Regions from separate parts of the Mus musculus genome. Here regions 1, 2 and 4 are each linked to region 3. Evidence: chromatin loops called from intact Hi-C (ENCODE). Cell type or tissue: heart. All regions are shown on one strand. Each heading gives the region's core, and the rest is flanking DNA. Links, peaks and the distances in the headings are about the cores only.

Region 1 (4,855 bases), core at 1,314-3,813, 58 kb before region 3:
ACCAAAAAAAAAAAAAAAAAAAAAAAAAAAAAAAAAAGAGAGAGAGAGAGAGAAGTTATGCAGAATTTTCGTGTGTGTGTGTGTGTGTGTGTGTGTTGGGTGGTTCCTGGGGTTTGAGCCCAAGGTCTTGGTCATGCTAGACAAATGCTAACTTGACATATGGGCTTCAGTCTTAGCCCTACTTGGCTTCATCTTGAGACAGGATCTTGCCAAGTTTCCTCGATGCTTTCAAACCTTCAATCCTCCTGTCTCAGCCTTCCAGGTACCTGGGACTGTAGGTGCATTCCAATCATGCCAGGCCTGGAGTACATGTCTGTCAATCTCAATTTTTATTCTTTTCAACTTTAAACAGACATTGCCCAGTAGACAGGGTTTCTCTGTATAGTCCTGGCTCTCCTGGAACTCCCTCTGTAAACCAGGCTGACCTCACTCAGAGATCCACCTACCTCTGCCTCCCGAGGGCTGGGGATTACAGGTGTGTGACACCACTGCCTGACTTGTTTTGCTTTTTTAAACCCTGGTGAACTGTGGGTCCTGTGAACCAAAGCCACATGTATCCCAGTCCATAAACTTTTACTTGAATTGGGAACGTAAGCAAGCCTTGTGCTGAGCAGGCTGTGAGGAGGATCCAAGGCTGTCACACTTGACAGACCGGAGAGGGTGCAGCAACATTTATCTTCCTGGAGGGTAAGATCCATCCAGATGTTCGGTGGACTGGATTTTACTCCACAAAACCTAGTTTCAGGAACTTAGGAAGATAAGCAGAACAATAGAACACTTGCCTAGCTGGCGAAGGACCTGGGCTTGATCCCCGACCTGGCAGAGAAATAAAGTTCAAAACAGTGATTGGAATGGTGGCACACGCCTTTCATCTCGGCAATCGGGAGGCAGAGACAAGTGGATCTCTGTGAGTTCAAGGTCAACCTGGTCCACACCCAGAGCTACACAGAAAATAAATTTAAAATGAGCCTTTTGTTTTTGTTTTGTTTTTCAAGACAGCCACCGAGGGCTAAAATGAACTTCTTTAAGTTTTTAAATTTATTTTACTTTGTGTGTACAAGTGTTTTGACTGCATGTATGTCTATACACCATGTGCATGCCTGGTCCCCAAGGACGTCAGAAGGTATCGGATCCCTTGGAACTAGAGATAGGGATTCTTGTGAGCTGCCACGTTGGTGTTAGGAACTGCTTTTCCAAAAGTAGTAAGGGCTCTCAACCACTGAACCACTTCTCCACCCCACCTCCTCAAATAGGAACTTTTTTTAAAAAAAAGATTTATTTATTTATTATATACAAGTACACTGTAGCTGTCTTCAGACACCCCAGAAGAGGGCATCAGATCTCATTACAGATGGTTGTGAGCCATGTGGTTGCTGGGATTTGAACTCAGGACTTCTGGAAGCACAGTGCTCTTAAATGCTGAGCCATCTCTCCAGCCCGAAATATGAATTTTTTTATTGACATGAAAACTATTTGTTATTGCCTTTTATTATTGTTTTTTTTTTTTTTCCGAGATAGGTTTCTCTGTGTAGCCCTGGCTGTTCTGGAACTCATTCTGTAGACCAGGCTGGCCACCAACTCAGAGATCCTACTGCCTCTGCCTCCTGAATGCTAGGATTAAATATGTTCACCACCAACTGCGAGTTTACTTTTTTTTTTTTTTTTTTTTGATTTTTCGAGACAGGGTTTGTCTATGTAGCCCTGGCTGTCCTAGAACTCACTTTGTAGACCAGGCTGGCCTCGAACTCAGAAATCCGCCTGCCTCTGCCTTCCGAGTGTTGGGATTAAAGGCGTGCGCCACCACGCCCGGCGCGAGTTTACTTTTTAATTTAAAAAAGTCTCACTTTGTAGTCCCTTTGGCCTGCCTTGGAACTCAGTGTGTGTGCAACCAGACTGGCTTCGAACTTGTGACTGTCCTCCAGCCTAAGAGCTGAGGTTACAGGTGTGTCACCTACCCAGATCACTTTTAAATTGTTCAGCACAAGGTTTGATTCGTTCCTTCTGTCCACACTGAAGGCAAAATCTCTTGGTTTTCTCCGCTTAAGTCTCTCCAGTACCTGTTATATGAGCGCATTTTAGGAGGCTGTGGAGGTCAAGTTAGCCAGCCTCAGGGAGTGCTTTGGAACTCTGGATTGTAGGATGCCTTTCCCAGGCCCTTGGTCTACTCCTGACACTGGTCCAGGGGTCGGGTGGCATGTGCTACTGAATGCCACTGGGAGGCGCTCGCTTGCCCGCTCTCGGCCATAGCTTGGGTGGAGCGTGACACCGCGCTTGGCCGCTCGGGGGAGCTTGCTCGCTTACCCAGTGGGGCCGCGGGCAGCGCCGCCCTTTACTAGGGAAGTCGCGGCCCTCCGCCACAGGCTCAGTCGCCAGGCAGTCTCGCCATGGCTTGCTACATCTACCAGCTGCCGTCCTGGGTGCTGGACGACCTGTGCCGCAATATCGACACGCTCAGTGAGTGGGACTGGATGCAGTTCGGTGAGTGACACTACTTACTCTGAGCCAGGACCCGAGATAGACAGACAGATCCACGCCCCCCCACCCCCACCCCGCCCCGTGTTACCTGAGGCCGGGGATTCCTGTGTAGAACGCTGCTGCTTTGCTTTACTTTGCAGAACGAGCTGGAGCTGCCTATGAAGTTGCTTATAGCCTAGGGTGGTCTGCTCACTATGTAGCTTCTTGGCGAGTTTTGGCTGTCTGTATGCTTGTAGAGCTGTTACCAGGGCTGTGATCTACCTTGCAGCCTGTGGTATCTGGGGCCACCCTCCTAACTTCCCTGAAACTTGCCTTAATCTATAAACTGCAGCTGACAAGGGTAGATTCTTTATACAGTTGTAAAAATAAAATAGTGTCAACCGGGCAGTGGTGGCGCACGACTTTAATCCCAGCACTTGGGAAGCAGAGACAGGTGGATTTCTGAGTTCGAGGCCAGCCTGGTCTACAGAGTGAGTTCCAGGACAGCCAGGGCTAAACAGAGAAACCCTGTCTCAAAAGACCAAAATAAATAAATAAATAAAATAAAATAAAATAAAATAGTGTCAAAGAATGTACCTTCCCTACCTTAGTGTCGTCATTCTGTGGCATATTTTCCATTCTTATTATTTTGAGACAGGGTCACCCAGTGTAGCCCTGGTACTTGCTTTGTAGATCAGGCTGGCCTGGAACTAACAGAGCTCTACCTGCCTCTCCTGCTGGAATACTGAGTTAAAGGTGTAGTCCACCATTCCTGGCTAGTCATTTATTTTTCTGCAGTGAGGGAACTTTGATCCTAGGGCCTCGTGCCTGTTAGAAAAGTCACACTACCACTGAGCCATAGTCCAGGTGACGTTCTTGGACTTTTGAGACCTGTTTTTCGTTTGTTTGTTTGTTTGTTGTTGTGTTTTTTAATGTAGCCCATGTTGCCTTGGAATTTGTCATTGTCCTGTCTCAGCCTCCTAAGTGTGGGATTATAAATTTGAATCTCTTGTATTTGTGGGGTAGGGGGTGGGGTGGGAAGGAATAAGGGGCTCATGTAGCTCAGGCTAGCCTTGGATGCCCTGGAACTTCTGACCCTCTCACTTCCATTTTGGAATACTGGGATTGCAGGCTCAGCTTATGTGGTGCTGGAGATGGAACCCAGGAAAGCACTATACACTAAGTGTGGAATAGCCCCGCTACCTTATTCCTGTAGGTCAAACGCACATAGGAACAGTGGGTAAAGGCAGTGTAACTGTTGCCACTTAATCTCCTTTTGTTTTTTCAAGACAGGGTTTCTTTGTGTAGCCCTAGCTGTCCTACTCCCTCTGTAGACCAGGCTGGCCTCAAACTCAGAGATCCACCTGCCTCGGCTTCCCAAGAGCTGGGATTAAAGGTGTGCGCCACCACTGCCTGGCAATGATTTATGTGTGTGTGTTTATGAATTTTACTTGATTATATTTTTGTCGTGCTTGGAATTGAGTCCAAGGCCTTGTGCCTGTCAGGCAAGCATTTTGCCAGTGAGCTATATAACTTCTTAAATGAAATTATGTGTGTGTGTGTTCCATTGTTGTTGTTGTTGTAATACAGGATCTCATGTAGTCCAGGCTGGCCTAGAACTCATTACCTAGCTAAGAATGACCTTGAATTTCTGGTCTTCCTAGTGACCTCTCTCGAGTTGCTGGGATTATGTGTCACCATGCCTGACTTCAGTAATATATTGTTTAATTAAGATGTTTACGATACTGGAGGCTGGCAAGATTGCTCAATGGGTGGAGGCACTGAATATCAAGCCCGTGGACCCGTGTTTTATCCCTGGAACCCTTGTAAAGCTAGAAGGGGAGAGCCCACTCCACACAGTTGCCCCGTGACCCTACCCAGGCGCACTTACTACAATGAGTATCTATTACACAGCTATACTTGATACATAAAGTGGACATGTCTTGTGTTGTCCTGCCAGTTTGGATATATATTATGCATGCGAGGAATCGGATGTTCCTCAGCGGCAAAGCACTCAATTAGCGTGTGTTCCTGGGTTCCACCCCCAGCCCTGTGAATGAAAAGAAAACAAGAAAGGAAAAATAAGTATTTTAAGGTTATGGTTCTCATTCTGGGATTTTTTTTTTTTCTGTCAGTGGCAGTTGCCAATGTCCAGAGACATCTCTAGTTGTCACACCTTGATAGATGCAGAGGCTGAACACCCAACAGGACAGCCCCTCAGCACAAAGCACAGAGCACAGCAGCCCCCAAGGCTCAGCGGGGGGGGGGGGGGGGGAGGTCAGGGAGCCTCTTTACCCAGGAAGAAAAGGAGTTGATGTGCAAAGAAAAGTACTGTAGACATCAGGAGCAGAAAGATGAGGCCCAGTTCTCCACGGGGATGAATGTTCTTGGCTTCCATGAG
Region 2 (4,855 bases), core at 1,158-3,657, 390 kb before region 3:
ATGTCTCATTCGTTTTACCTTAGTTGACTTAAATCTTTTTCTTTTCTTTTTTGTTTTTTGTTTGTTTGTTTGTTTGTTTGTTTGTTTTTGAGACAGGGTTTGATTTAAATCTTTATATTCATTCACATGTGGCTAAGGACAATCTATTGGACAACACAGATCAATCATTTCCGGTCCACTCAGGATGTGTAACTGAAGTTGGCAGGTGGGGTTGGGGAGACTGAGGGATGTCTGAAGTCCTTTTCTCCTGGATTCAGAGATTGAGGAAGAGAGGAGAGAGACCTCTGCAGACCGACGTGGTGCAACATTGCTGTGCTCCCGCGCCCGCCGGGCAGCTGGGAGCAGGCAGGAGTAGCCAGTGTCTGACCACTTTTCAGTTACAGGAGAGACCTTATCTAAAATTATACACAGAATGGACAGACGCACATAAGGGCAGCAGTCAGGTCCGCTAAGGAGTGTGGGGTCCAGAAGCCCCAGGTTTTGCCCCCCGTTTATATGGTGGCTGTAGAGCAGGGGCTGAAACTGTGTATTCTCTGGCTGGCCACTACATACAGACCTTGGTCTTTCATGTAGGGCTGCAGCCAAAATCTCGGATGGTTCCCAGTACTACGTTCTGCTCATTATCACTGACGGCGTCATCTCCGACATGACACAGACCAAAGAGGCCATCGTCAGTGTGAGTTTGAGGAGGAAGGCTTGTCAGGGAGGGGTCATTGTCCTTGCAGTGAAGGGGCTCTGATGGTTATTCCATGTGTATCCTAACATTTTCATCTGCCAGTTTCAGAGACGCCTATTGGCTGGGGCACCAACAACACTGGCTTTTGATTCTCTAGGTTCCAGCATGATGAACTCACTATGGAAACCTGAGCTTAGGAAACACTGGTCTTTTATATTCAGCAGGACACATGTCTGTCCTTTATCAGGGGAGGGAGGAGTTATTTTTTTATTTGCTTTTAATTTTATTTTTGTTGTGTTTTGTAACAGGGCCTTACTGTGTACTGGATGCCTATATGGCCCAGACTGGCCTGAATAGAGGCAATCTTTCTGCCTCAGCTTCCCAAGTGCTGGATCTATGGATGTAAGCCACCAGGACTGGCTATTTCTGTTTGTTAGTTTGTTGGCCTGAGACTAGCTATATAGATCAGGCTGCCCTTGAGCTCACTTTGATCCTCCTGCCTCTGCCTCCTGAGTCCTGGACGTATGGGAAGGATATGCCATGCCTAGGATGGGTATTTTGCTGTCATTAAGGTTTCCATGGTTCTGTTGTTTTTCCAGATGGACTTACACTGGAGCTCAGACTGGCCTAGAACTCATTCTTTAACCAGTGTTGGTCTGGGATTTGTGGTGATCCCCCTGCCTCAGCCTCATGAGTGCTAGGACTACAGATGTATGTTGCCACGTCTGGCAGGAAAACCTTTTTAAAATGATACTAGAAATATTTAAGGTCAGCTTGGGTTACAGAGGGAGACTTTTGTTTCAAACAAACAAGATAATGGCTTTATGTTTCACCAGAAGGCACCTGCTGTGCATAGAGATAGTCTGCAACTGATCCTGGCAGTGTATCTGGGCTCACTCAAGCATGTGATCCCCACAGACACCACAGGCACTGTCCTGTCACAGCCGCTTACTCCAGCCATTCCTCTCCCACAGGCCTCCTCACTGCCCATGTCTATCATTATTGTCGGGGTCGGACCTGCCATGTTTGAGGGTGAGTAGGGTAGGGTGTGTCCATGACTGGGACTGGGAACTGGAGCGAACAGGAAGGATCCAGCAGTCCCATGGACCCTCCTCACAGATAAAACAGACTGGCACCTTAGTGAAGTCACAGATGTTTCGTCTCCATAACCCTGGCTGCTGGAGTCAACTTTCCCCTGCTTTCTTAGGAGAATGGAACTTGCAGGAAGGAAAGCTAGTAAGGATAATGAGAGCAGTTACACACCACTGTGGAATGCGAGTGTCAGGTCTCCTTGTGAGGACCCTGATGGGATCTAATGAGGAAGGGGCAGGACGAGCTGGAGTTGGAGAGACAGCCAATGATGCCTGCCTGTCTTCTCTGCAGCAATGGAAGAGCTGGATGGTGATGATGTACGTGTATCCTCCAGGGGACGCTATGCAGAGCGGGACATCGTTCAGGTAGCCCTGGGAGTGGTGAAAGCAGAAAGAAACAGGGCTTCCTAGGAGCCATTCTCCTTGCTCCTTCCTAGTCACTACCTTTCTCCCCTCAAACATTCATAGAACAAGTTCCCTTTTAAAAAAACAAAACCAAAAACCTTGTTAGATAAAATAGTGGTAGGTAGCACAGAATGGCCTGGGACTTCCTCAGCCTCCGGGGTGCTGGAGTTACAATACTGCATCACTACACTGGCTTTGAACAGTTCTTTTGAGGGGTCAAGTGGGGTGCAGCTGTCCTGCAAGGTTGTATGATGTAGGAGGAGCAGGTCTCTGCCCTCTACTGGAGATGACCAATATTACAAAACTAGCAAATGCAGCTGTCAACAGCCAATCGTAGTGAGGGGAGGCTTCTATGAGGTTGTGCTTTTAACACTGAGTTGAAACCTGAAGAAGGTATCAACTTCACAAGCAGAGAAGGAGCATGTCGTGTAAGACCTGCCAGAGGCTCAGACCAGGCTGGCAGGATTGTCTGCCATAAATATCTTAGGTTTGACAATCAGAATGCGTTCTTACTTATGTATCCCTCCATGTATTTATTGTTTTGTTTCAGACAGAACCCCACTATTTAGGGAACTAGTAGCCCTGGCTAGTCTAGAATTCATGGTAATTCTACTGCTTCAGCCTCCTGAGTGCCAAAATGCCCAGATCAAACTACACTATAAATAGACTTCTCTGGGTGCTGCACTGTAGGTGCGGTGGCAGGGCCAGGGAAATGCCCAGAAATCCATTTAGCCAGCAGCAAAAGTGACTGGGGTATGTGAACACAAAGCAGTGGTCATGTTCAGAAGCAGCCAACTCAAAAGCTGTTTAAAGGCAGGGAGGCAGTTCAGTTGATAGAGTGCTTGTCTAGTATGCATGAGGTCCTGGGTTTGATCTTCACCATTGCGTAAAACAATGTGCCTGAAATCCCAGCACTCAGGAGGTGGAGGCAAAATGATAATAAGTTCCAGGTCAGGCCAGTGAGATGGGTGTGTGTGTGTGTGTGTGTGTGTGTGTGTGTGTGAAATGTACTTTGCTGAACAAACCTGATGATGTGAGTTAGATTCCTGGGGTCCCATGGTAGGTGAGAGCCCACTCTGCCCTCCTTATGTGCACCAGGGAACACTTATGCCTGCATTCACACATGCACTCTAAACAACATAGAATAACAACAAGAAATACCTTTGAATTCATGGCCAGTGTGAGGCCTTTATGAAACCCTGTCTAAACAAAGGAAAAATTGTTTAAGAGCTGTGCACAGAAGTGTGTGCAAGTGTGCATGTATATGTGTATATATGTGTGTATGTGTATATATGTATGTGTGTGTGTGCCTGTAATTCTTGCACTTGGAGGCTAAGGCAGGAGGACTGAGAGTCCCAGGCCAGCCTAGGCTATGTAATAAGATTATCTCAAAAGAGGAACACAAAAGAAGATACTTTAGATCCCTTTGCAGGATTTGATGACTTGTTAATACACTGATAAGGACTACTCTCAATTTTCTAGTGTGAAAGGTCCCACTGACTGGGTAAGGCGAAGCTAGAGGCAGAGATAGGTCCGGAAGACTTGGTATTCAATAGGTAAAGCTGGGTTTGGGGGATCTGTGATAACTGAAGGAAAACGTAGTTTTAGCAACTAAATGGGCAGTTCTGGGCCAGGGTTAGGTACAGTGGCTACAGCTCAAGCTGTTAGGAGGCTGAAACAGGGGGATCCCAACAGAATGAGACCCAAGGACAGAGGCAAACACGGGGCTCTGGAGGGTGCTTTTCCCTGCCCTCCCTTTATTAACCTCCTTTCTCTGGCAAACTGCTCTTCCCTCTCAATCCCAACGCCTCCCTCTCTTGCTCCCAAGTTCAACGCTCTCCTTCCCAGCACTCGAGTAGAAGGCAGATGGATCTCCCTGAAGGCCAGCTTGGTCTACATGATGAGTTCCATGATAGCCAGGGTTTCATAGAGAGACAGGGTGAAAGGGGGGCAGTTCAGGAAAACCCAGAGGAGTGGAGTTGACACGAAGGGAAGCTTCTAGAAAAGGAGGGGGGAAGAGTGTGGTGTCAGGAGTAGTGATGTGGTTCAGTGGTAGGCAGCTTGTCTTGCATATACAAGATCCTGCGTTCAATGTCCAACACCCGACACAAAGAATTGGATGCATTCAGAAGGATGACATTCAAGTACAGTGAAGCTAAAGAGACTCTCAGAAGAATAGTGATAGTTGGAAAGAAATGTTAGGGGTCAAAGATGAAACTTGAGTGCTACCTACTCCCTTGGCCGAAGCTCACCTTTCTTTCCTGTCTGTCCCAGTTTGTCCCATTCCGAGATTATGTTGACCGATCGGGGAACCAGGTGCTGAGCATGGCCCGACTGGCCAAGGATGTACTAGCTGAGATTCCTGAACAGTTGCTCTCCTATATGCGCACCAGGGACATCCAGCCTCGACCTCCTCCCCCTGCGAGCCCCAACCCAACCCCAGCCCCAGAACAGCCCTGAGGACTTCACATAGCCAATGCTTAGCAGTCTGCTTACCTGTCTACCCACTGCTGGAAGTTAAAGGCACCTGGAGCTCTGAACCTGACCAGGAGGGCCATCTAGGTTGATCAGTGCTGGCTGACAAGCTTTTTGCCCCCTGACTTCAGAAAGGCTTGGCATGATCACCACCTACCGCCTCATGACAACAATAAAGCTCATCTTACGCAGTCTCTGTCTCATGGGT
Region 3 (4,855 bases), core at 1,390-3,889:
CAGCTTTCTGCAAATTCCCACTTCTTAAAAGACCTACAGCCGGTGTCTCCGCAAGTTCTCAAGTTCAGGACTGCAAAAGCAGGACGGTTGGCAAAGGACTCCGTAGGCTTTCTCCTTCTTCAGTTGGTGATCCTGTAAGCCACCGGTATTTAGGAACTGCCTGCTTTTCACCTTCGACCTCCCATTGTGCCCATATTTATTTTAATGGAGACTCAGAGGTTGTGTGTTATTTATAGCTAGGTGAAGAAGCATGAGAAACAGTCTCATGTTTGATTCTGCTGCTAGTTAAGTCAATCACTTGGTGGGTGGTAGCTCAGTATCCTTGTAAGATAACCCTGCTCTGTTCTCCCTGGGGAAGAACAGAGCTGCTCTATTCAGCTCTTGGGAGGATGGGTGCAGCGGCTGCAGAAGCACTTTGAAAATGTATCTGTTCTGTGTTCTCAATGGAGTAAAAGGTATGTAGTTCATGGCTCTGCCATGTAGAAAATGTTTATGAAGTGAATATATTTTTGAAAAGTCATGTTGCAAACATGTTTTGTAAAACAAAGCTATTTCTTTCTTTTTTTTTTTGTTTTTTTTTTGTTTTTTCGAGACAGGGTTTCTCTGTATAGCCCTGGCTGTCCGGGACCTCACTTTGTAGACCAGGCTGGCCTCGAACTCAGAAATCCGCCTGCCTCTGCCTCCCGAGTGCTGGGATTAAAGGCGTGCGCCACCATGCCCGGCTAACAAAGCTATTTCTAATTCACTATTTAAAAAAAGAATTCCATTATAGTGACAAAATAAAAATGTTTGTAATCTAGCAGCTGTCTTATAATTTTGTGTCTGGGTGAATTTGTGTACCGAATATGTTTGGCTCAAGGATTCTTGCTTTTGCTTTCATTTCTGTATGTATTGTTTGTACAATGTATGTATGCATATTTATGTATGTGCATGTGGTGTGCACACAACCATGTGCATATGGAGCTCAAGAGATGACTTGGGTTTTCAATCCTTCTTCCACAAGGTATGTATGTATGTATGTATGTATGTATGTATGTATGTATTTTAGTTTGCTGTTACACAAGGCTAGCTGGCCCATCTCTGTTGATGTAGAAGTGCTTAGATTGTATATACCCTTGCTGTACAGCCAGCTTTTATGTGGGTCCTGGTATTTGAACTTAAGACTTCATGGTTGTGGCCAGTGATTTAGTACATTGTCACTTTAGGGAGGGTTTTTATCAGCAATGCCACCTTTGCAGGGCTTGGGGCACTTGTATAACCCTTCATGGATATTAAAGTTGCTTTTATTTTTACTGTTACAAATAGGGATGGTTGCCAGGTGGTGGTGGCAGCACACACGTGTCTCTAATCCCAGCACTTGGGAGGCAGAGGCAGGCAGAATTTTATGAGTTTGAGACCAGCCTGGTTGGCAGACCTAGTTCCAGGACAGTCAAGATTTCACAGAGAGAGCCTGTCTTGAAAGAATCAAATCAAACCAAAACAACAAAACGACACCCCCCCCCCCAAAAAAAAAAGAAAAACCCCACAAACAAATAGAGATGGCTTCTGGGATGGTTAACCTTCACTGTGAACTTGGGTTAACAACCCTCTAGGAGTTAGATATGCTCTGGCTGTGACTAGGAGGGAGTTTACCGAGAGGATGAACTGAAGACAGAAGACTCTGAGTATGGGAGGTGCTATTCCATGGGTTTGGCTCCTGCATTGGGTAATTAAAAAAAAAAAAAAAAGTGAAGGCCAGCTGAGTGTGGAGAGCCTTTAGTTCTTGCCACCACAGCTGTTGGCCAAGAGCAGTCTGGGAATGAAGTAGTAGGACAAACTCTTTTCTTTACTGTTTTGGTTCTGGGGGGCGGGGGCATTTTAAGTGTCACAGGCTGGTCTGGAATTCCTGACCCTCCCCTCCAACACCTCCAGAGGGCTGCGATTACTTACAGACTTGTGTGACACCTGGGTAATTTGGTGATTAGGATCAAAAGCTTGCTTCTCCTGTAAGTGCTCTGCTATTGAGCTGCAATCATTACCTTTTCTGGGGTTGGTGTGGGAAGGTTTGAAACAGGGTCTCAAGAAGTTAGGAGGTGACCTTGAACTCTGGATCCTCTGTCCTACGGCTCTCTTGATGTGGGGTTATATCTCTTCTTTTCTTTCTCTCTCTCTCTCTTTTTTTTTCTTTTCTTTTGATCTCACTCGGAAGCCTAGGTTGATCGGAACTCATTAGCTATCCCAAACTGGCTTCGAACTCAGCAGTTCCCCAGCCTCAGCGACCCAAATGGAATTACCAATGTGAGCTACTATGGCTGCTTCAGGCACCTCTCTGTTCTCCCCACCCCCCGCTATTAAAATTTTTTTAGTTGTAGTCAGGTTCTAAAACGTCTAGGCTGGACTTTGTCAATCGTCCTGCCTCTTCTTCCTGAGCAGTTGGTTTTACAGGTCTATCCGGCAGGCCTGGTTCTGTTTTTTGTGTGTGTATGGCTTGTGCCTGCTAACCCCAATTCCGTCACTTTCTGGGTGTGTCGCTTGGTTTTTATCGAGCCACAGTTTCCTGCGTTGTTTTTTTTAAAAAAAAAAAAAAAAGGGGGAGGGGGGATGGGTGAGTAGGTGAGTGAGTGACAATGTTTGGCACGCGCGTCCGGTACCAAGAGGCCCGCCAAGTTACCCTCCATCGGTATTTTCGGCTCCCGGGCGTCCCCAGCAGGCCCTTCGCGCGGATCCAGGGCCACGTGAGAAGCTCCGCCACATATCGCTCCCAACCAACCACAGAGCTTCGTGAGGCGTAGGGGCACGCCCCAGAACGTCGGACCAACAGGCGCGCTCCGTCTTGCCCGAAGTCACGCCCCTCTCCCGTTGGAGCAATCGGCGCCGTCCCTGACGCCGGCTCCGCCCCTGCCGCACGCCGGCCGCCGGCCGCTGGGCAGGTTCCGCGGAGCTGACGCCGAGGTTGCGAAGTAGGCGGCGGGGCCGAGGCCTTGGATGAGGGCGCGGTGCGGCGCTGGGCCGGGTCAGCTGGAGGAGCGGAGGTGACTTCCGGCGCGCGGCTCCGGAGGCCAGTGGCTCCCTCAGGCCCGGGGCGGGACGGGGCGGCGGGAGGCGAGCGGCCACCCCGCCCGCGGCCCGCCCTTGGCGTCCGGGGCCTGCGGGCGCGTGCGGCCCAAAAGGCGGCTCCGCACGCGCTCGGCCCCCCGCGCAGGGCTTCGGAAGGCAGACCGCTGCACCGCGCCGCGCCGCGCCGGAAGCGCCTCGGCGTCTCGGGAGTGGCGCGCTGTTGACAGCCGCGCTCGCGGACTTGGGCTGCGCGTTGTTCGGGCTCGGCGCTCGGCCCGCGGACGCTTCTCGGAGCGCTGTGGCGTCCCCGAAGCCCGTAGCACTGGAATGGGCAGACGACAGGAACGGGAAAGGTCAGTGGGGCCGATTCCCGCCGTTGCCCTAGCGGCTTCCCGGCGGTGTGAGGCGAGCAGCCGCCAAGGCTGCTGCTACAATCGTCGTTCCTCTGTCCCTGGCAGGTGCCCATGGCGTCGGAGCGGCGCAAGGTCAAGTATCACTGGGGCAGCACGTCGGAAGGGTGTCCCAGCAAGCGCAGCCGCCCCCGGGAGCCCGGCAATGTGGCCCCCTCCAGCCGGCCAGGTCGCAGGTGTGCGTCGCGTCCTCGAGGGGCCAGCAGCCCCCAGCGTCTGAAAGTCCGGCGCGGGGACGATGTGGCCCGCGCTCCTCGGAGCTCAGTCCGCCGTCGCACCTCCTCTTCCTCTTCTTCGTCCTCTCTCTCTTCGGGCTCAGGTGTGGGTGAGGCCGCTTCCCCTGGCTTCCTGATTGCGAGCCCTCGGAGACTATTTACGTCCAAGGGGTCCCCTCTGCACCCTGCCCACTCCTCTCTAGAAGAAATGGCTTCTCTACGGAAGGAAGCTTGTAGCGTTAAGGTACGTGGCAGCGACGTCTGGCAAACAGTGAAGTCCCTTGCACGTGGTTTGAGGGGTGGAGAGAAGACATTTGGTGGGAAGAGAATAAAAATTAGATCTTTCCTGTGGAGGGCCTGGTGTGTGTGTGGGGGGGGGCGAGGGGGAGGGTGTTGAGGGGTAGAGCTCAGTATGGAGGGGGTTTTCAAACTTGGTGGCATTTGGAACTACTAGGAAAGCCTGATAATGGTTGTGGTCTGCCATCCCAGAGAGAGTGATTATAGATAGTTTGGAGGGATCTCTGCAACCTTCGAGTGATTGTAAATGGACAGTGGAACTGGAGGATCAGCACAATGGAAGGTGGAATAATGCCCAGGAAAGATGATGTAGATTTCGGTCAATTTATAGAGTTTGCCCTTGGGGCTGGAGAGAAGAAGGCACATACAGCTGCTGAAGGAGGACACAGGTTCTGAGAGCCCAGGTCAGGTGGTTCACAAGCCCCTGTAATTCCAGCTCCCATTCCTCGGGCTCCCATGGGTATCTATCTTCATGTGCACTTAACCCACATACGTGCACTTAATTAAAAATAAAATTAAATGGTCTTTGTACTTAGAACCGCTCTGAATTGCAGCTCAGGAAATGGACTCTTAGTGTGGCTTTTCACCAAAGTTGTGGATTTCTGCATGTTGGCATTCTCTGTTTGGTTAACAGGGTTTTGGATTTTTGAGACAGGGTCTCCTATAGACCAAGCTGTCCTGAATCCCACAGATCCCTGCCTGCTTTAAAGGTGTATGTCACTACACCTGGCTTGGGTACTTTTTTAGTTTATTAGTAGTTATCTTTGGAGATCAGCTCAAGTCTAGTTCCGCAGGGGAAACACACCGGGATTTGTAAGTTCTTGGAGCAGATTGGGGGATGCTTCTAAAGCAGACCTGCATCAGGTTTTGAGTGCCAGGCAGTGTTCTAGGAGTGTG
Region 4 (4,811 bases), core at 1-2,500, 210 kb before region 3:
CGGAGGCAGGTCACAGAGACACATGGAGCTTTTTCAGTGCGTGGGCTCTGACAAATGCGACTTTGGGGCAGATCACTTCATGTATATAGACTCATTTTTTTTCTCCTCCGATAAGGTGGAGTAAAAGATAAAGGTTTCTTACTAGCCCATTATTTTCCCCTGTCTATTCCAGACATCCACAGGCGCTGGGTCCTAGTATGGCTGGCCTGCCTACTCTTGGCTGCGGCGCTTTTCTTCTTCCTCCTTCTAAAAAAGGACCGCAGGAAAGGTGAGTGCTTTCCTGTCCTGGTTTCCCAAGGACAGTCTCAAACAGTGGCGCTGGGGCTCAATTGGGTGGAGGGAAGGCAGGTCCGGGCTCACCCTCACAGGCTCCACTATCCCTGTAGCGGCCCGTGGCTCCCGCACGGCCTTGCTCCTCCACTCCGCCGACGGAGCGGGCTACGAGCGTCTGGTGGGAGCACTGGCGTCCGCGTTGAGCCAGATGCCACTGCGCGTGGCCGTGGACCTGTGGAGCCGCCGCGAGCTGAGCGCGCACGGAGCCCTAGCCTGGTTCCACCACCAGCGACGCCGTATCCTGCAGGAGGGTGGCGTGGTAATCCTTCTCTTCTCGCCCGCGGCCGTGGCGCAGTGTCAGCAGTGGCTGCAGCTCCAGACAGTGGAGCCCGGGCCGCATGACGCCCTCGCCGCCTGGCTCAGCTGCGTGCTACCCGATTTCCTGCAAGGCCGGGCGACCGGCCGCTACGTCGGGGTCTACTTCGACGGGCTGCTGCACCCAGACTCTGTGCCCTCCCCGTTCCGCGTCGCCCCGCTCTTCTCCCTGCCCTCGCAGCTGCCGGCTTTCCTGGATGCACTGCAGGGAGGCTGCTCCACTTCCGCGGGGCGACCCGCGGACCGGGTGGAACGAGTGACCCAGGCGCTGCGGTCCGCCCTGGACAGCTGTACTTCTAGCTCGGAAGCCCCAGGCTGCTGCGAGGAATGGGACCTGGGACCCTGCACTACACTAGAATAAAAGCCGATACAGTATTCCTAACCAAGTAGCACTCGTGTATCTGTTCCGAGGACCCGCTAACAGAGCCTTTAACCCCGCTGCCCTTTAAAGCCCGGACAGGTGCAGCCCGGAGCCGCTTCTGGTTGGCTAGTGTAGGGTGACGCCATGGCACATGGCTTTCCATAATTGGCTGGGAGAAGGCCCCGCCCTCCGGACTGCGGCGTTGAAGAAGGGTGTACTTTTTACGGAGGCGGTGGCTTTGAGGCGACTCGGCCCACAGCGCCCGGGGCGGAGGCGGGGACTTTTTTTTTTTTTTTTTCCCTCCTCCTCTAAGGTCTAGCAGGGTTTGGATCCTCCCAGTCCTGTTTCAGGCTGTGCCTCCATCTCCCAAAGAGGCTCTGAACTTGACCCCTTCTCTTCATATCCGGATCCGGGCTCCTCCTCCAGGACCGCCCATCCGCCTTTCTCTCGGAATATTTTGGGATCCAACCCTCTCTCTAATTTTGGCCCCTAATAACTCACTGAGACCCTAAAACAATGGGCTGACGCTTATTCTTTTGCCCGCGATCCCGGCCACCTCCCCCTACGGTAACGGAGAAATAATTTCTCTGCTGGAATCGTAGATTAGGCTCTTTCACCCCTTCCAGCGCCTCTGCTTCCACTACCCCAGTTTATCCTCGTTTTGTAATTACGTAGGTCTGGGGCTCTGAGCCCCAAGGCGCCTCGCTTTCCTCCCTTACAGCCTGGCTTCTCCAGTGAACCCTCCCCCTGCCCTCTATCTGCACGTCCCCAGCCTGGGAAAAGATGGCTCCACTGCCCCCAAGGGGCCTGGTCCCATCTCTGCTCTGGTGCTTGAGCCTGTTTCTGAGCCTCCCAGGACCTGTCTGGCTCCAACCCTCTCCTCCTCCCCATCCTTCTCCCCGAGCTGAGCCCCATCCGTGTCATACCTGCCGGGCACTGGTGGACAACTTCAACAAGGTGGGTGCACTAATAGCCACGAGGGAGGGGCCCATTATTGGAGAGCAGGGAGCTCTCTCTGCAAATCTGCATGGTGTCTAGTCCCAGTGTGGGTTGCTGGCTTTAACTGTATGGCATTTGGGTAAGGTGTGTCACAGTGCCTCAGTTTTCTGGTCAATAACATAAAATAATGAAATGTTAGAATGTTAGGCCGGGAGTGCCGGCACATTCCTTTAGTCCCAGCACTGGGGAGGCAGAGGCAGGTGGATCTCTGAGTTCCAGGGCATCCTGGTCTACAGACCAAGTTCCAGGACAGCCAGGACTATGCAGAGAAACCTTGTTTCAGAAACAACAACAAAACAAAAAACAAACTAATAAAAAATCCAAATGAATGTGTCTAGCTCTGTACTTAGATATTCCTAATTTCTTCCATATGCAGGGCCTGGAGAGAACCATCCGGGACAACTTCGGGGGTGGAAACACGGCCTGGGAGGAAGAGAAGTTGTCCAAATACAAAGACAGGTAAGAAGGTGGGGGCAGGGTATCTACCCCAACTCTGGGTTTCTGTTGATGATGTTGGATAGATTCTCTGCGGAAGCATTTCGCTCCCCAGATCCTGAACATTTACAGTACAGCAGATAAGGAAACCAAGCCCCATCTTCGAGAAACTTGCTTTTTTAGTAGAGTAGACACAAACAGTACACACAACCTGTCAGGTGAAGAACAAGAATGTGGGTAGACCACAGGTGGGTGGGATGTGTTCAGGATGGTCCGTTTGAACAGTAGGGGGGCCGACCTTCTGTTTCTCCCAAAGGTGGCTGGAGCAGAGTGAGCAGAAGGTTCTAGAGAGGAGTTTAGATGTCCTGAATGGGAGGCCAGAAAGGACACTGGATTTCCTGGAACTGGAGTTAGAGGAATTGGGAGCCACTATGTCTGTGGTGGGAACTGAATAATTGCTGAGCCATCTCTCCAGGTCTTAAGTGAAGAGATCACTCACACTCACAAAGTACAAGAAGCCAGGGGAGCATGGAGGGAGTGGGGAGAGCAGCTAGGGAGTGGGGAGAGGGGCTTCTTTAGTCTAGGTATAAAGGCAGCATGGACTAGCAAGACATTCAGTGGTGCATACAGAGCTAGTTGAAATCTGAGCATCCTTTGGAGATCATCAGTTGACATGATAGATTCCTTATGGAGCACGAGAGAGAGTACTATTGACTGGGTGAGGTGTGCAGGTGTTTTCTTTTTTTTTTTTTTCTTATTTTGGTTTTTCGAGACAGGGTTTCTCTGTGTAGCCCTGGCTGTCCTGGAACTCACTATGTAGACCAGGCTGGCCTCGAACTCAGAAATCCGCCTGCCTCTGCCTCCCAAGTGCTGGGATTACAGGCGTGTGCCCCCACTGCTCAGCTGCAGGTGTTTTCTAACTGCAGAGAGGCCATGAGCAGGGGTGGGGTCAGGCCAGGTCTCTGAACATGGTGGGGTGAGATGTGCCCTGGACACCCAGATAGCTTCCATCTTATTCCAAAGCTCGAGGGACAGGTAGGCCTAGAGACAGGGACTGAAGAGGCCCTCTAGATTGTCAAGGTGACACAAAAGGAGGGGTCGTGAAGAGTCCCAGTTTAGGCCGCTGGTGGGGTCTTGCTGTTTTCACGAATGCTAGGGTTGCTCTTCTCTCCACGCTACAGCTCCCTCACCTGATCCTTGGTACTGTGGTTGGATGATGGTTCCCACTAGGGAGAAAAATTTATTTTTCTGCAACTCTGGCCCTTTCTTTCCCTCAATTTCCTCACTTAGGAAGGCAGTAGTACCAAGAGTACTTCTGCTGTATAATGGCTTCCGGGTTCTTCTGTCTTTTCCTTTAAAAGTTTTATTCTATTACGTATTTTTTTCCACTTTTGATACTAGGTCTTACTGTATGTCATGGCTGGCCTTGAACTCACAGAGGTCCGCCTCTCTTTGCCTCCACAGTGCTGGGACTACAAGTGTGTGCCACCACACTTAGCTTCTTCCTAATGTTTTGTCCTTTGTTTCCTCTGTGTGTGTGTGATTGTGGACACATGTGCACACCTCTCAGGAGTCACTTCTTCCTCCTCCTGCTTGAATCCTGGGGATCGAACTCAGGTTCTCAGGCTCAGTCTTGGTGTGAATGCCTGGATCTCTTGAGCCATCTTAGTAATCCCCCATTTCTTTCCTTTCTCCTCTTTCTTGGTTTATTTTGCTAAATTGGCTCCTCTAGTATTCCACTGTGTCAGACCATTTTAAATACGTGATATGTTACAACATGTTTGTTTTTAATATTTTTAATTCTTTCATTTTTTGAGATTGTAGTATAATTAAACTAATTTTTATGTTATATATTTGTGTGTGTATACATGTGTGTGTGTGTGCAGGTACACGTGTATATATATGCTCACAAGTCTTTTCCCATTTATTTATTTTCAAGACAGGGTTTCTCTGTGTATCCCTGGCTGTCCTGGAACTTACTCTGTAGACCAGGCTGGCCTCGAACTCAGAGATCCACCTGCCTCTGCCTCCCAAGTGCTGGGATCAAAGGTGTGCGCCACCACGCCCAGCAAAATTCTGGTTTTGAGATATGATCTCCTACGAACTGACCTTGAACTCCTAATCTTCTTGCCAATACTTCCCAAGTGATGAGACCACAGGTGTGAGCAACTACATCTTGTTTATATATTAATTTCTTAAATTGTAAAATACACATAAAAGAATGTAACAGGCTGGGAATGTAGCTGAGTTGCTAGAGGGTTTCCCTCACGTGCACAGTACCCTGGGCTCCTTCCCCAGCACCTAATACAACCAGGCTCGGTGGTGCACACCTGCGATTCTAGTACTTGGGAGACAGAGGCAGAAGCAG

What was found. Hi-C counts contacts between places; a loop is a spot of excess contacts. Peaks named below come from ENCODE experiments on the same cell type or tissue, not always from the same donor. Only the 100,000 strongest peaks of a DNase experiment are listed, where the experiment ranks them.
Region 1: a loop joins it to region 3, with 5 times the contacts of the local background. A loop is called at or near these places in 22 of 42 quality-filtered maps.
Region 2: a loop joins it to region 3, with 2.6 times the contacts of the local background. A loop is called at or near these places in 2 of 42 quality-filtered maps.
Region 4: a loop joins it to region 3, with 3 times the contacts of the local background. A loop is called at or near these places in 3 of 42 quality-filtered maps.

What each region holds. Positions count from the first base shown.
Region 1 is chr6:113,636,164-113,641,018 of GRCm38, forward strand. It overlaps Irak2 (interleukin-1 receptor-associated kinase 2), which reads left to right and starts at 2,304. Exons shown (of 13, transcript NM_172161.4): 1 at 2,304-2,478. The coding sequence starts at 2,385. In heart, for the core only: no CTCF peak of the experiment used is centred there; a DNase peak (open chromatin) is centred at 2,268; H3K4me3 peaks cover 901 bases; H3K27ac peaks cover 647 bases.
Region 2 is chr6:113,299,990-113,304,844 of GRCm38, forward strand. It overlaps Cpne9 (copine family member IX), which reads left to right. Exons shown (of 21, transcript NM_170673.3): 18 at 574-676; 19 at 1,651-1,708; 20 at 2,060-2,133; 21 at 4,447-4,855. The coding sequence ends at 4,632. Among named protein-coding and RNA genes, the nearest start is that of Brpf1, 4.7 kb to the right of the region's middle. In heart, for the core only: a CTCF peak has its summit at 2,441 (motif pointing left); no DNase peak of the experiment used is centred there.
Region 3 is chr6:113,694,213-113,699,067 of GRCm38, forward strand. It overlaps Tatdn2 (TatD DNase domain containing 2), which reads left to right and starts at 2,838. Exons shown (of 8, transcript NM_001347356.1): 1 at 2,838-3,389; 2 at 3,495-3,905. The coding sequence starts at 3,501. Irak2 (interleukin-1 receptor-associated kinase 2) reads left to right here. Exons shown (of 13, transcript NM_172161.4): 13 at 1-814. In heart, for the core only: a CTCF peak has its summit at 2,702; DNase peaks (open chromatin) are centred at 2,769, 3,649 and 3,829; H3K4me3 peaks cover 1,984 bases; H3K27ac peaks cover 2,500 bases.
Region 4 is chr6:113,482,111-113,486,921 of GRCm38, forward strand. It overlaps Il17rc (interleukin 17 receptor C), which reads left to right. Exons shown (of 18, transcript NM_178942.1): 17 at 173-268; 18 at 387-1,053. The coding sequence ends at 1,009. It overlaps Creld1 (cysteine-rich with EGF-like domains 1), which reads left to right and starts at 1,246. Exons shown (of 10, transcript NM_133930.2): 1 at 1,246-1,966; 2 at 2,385-2,467. The coding sequence starts at 1,793. In heart, for the core only: no CTCF peak of the experiment used is centred there; DNase peaks (open chromatin) are centred at 1,181 and 1,851; H3K4me3 peaks cover 2,483 bases; H3K27ac peaks cover 2,135 bases.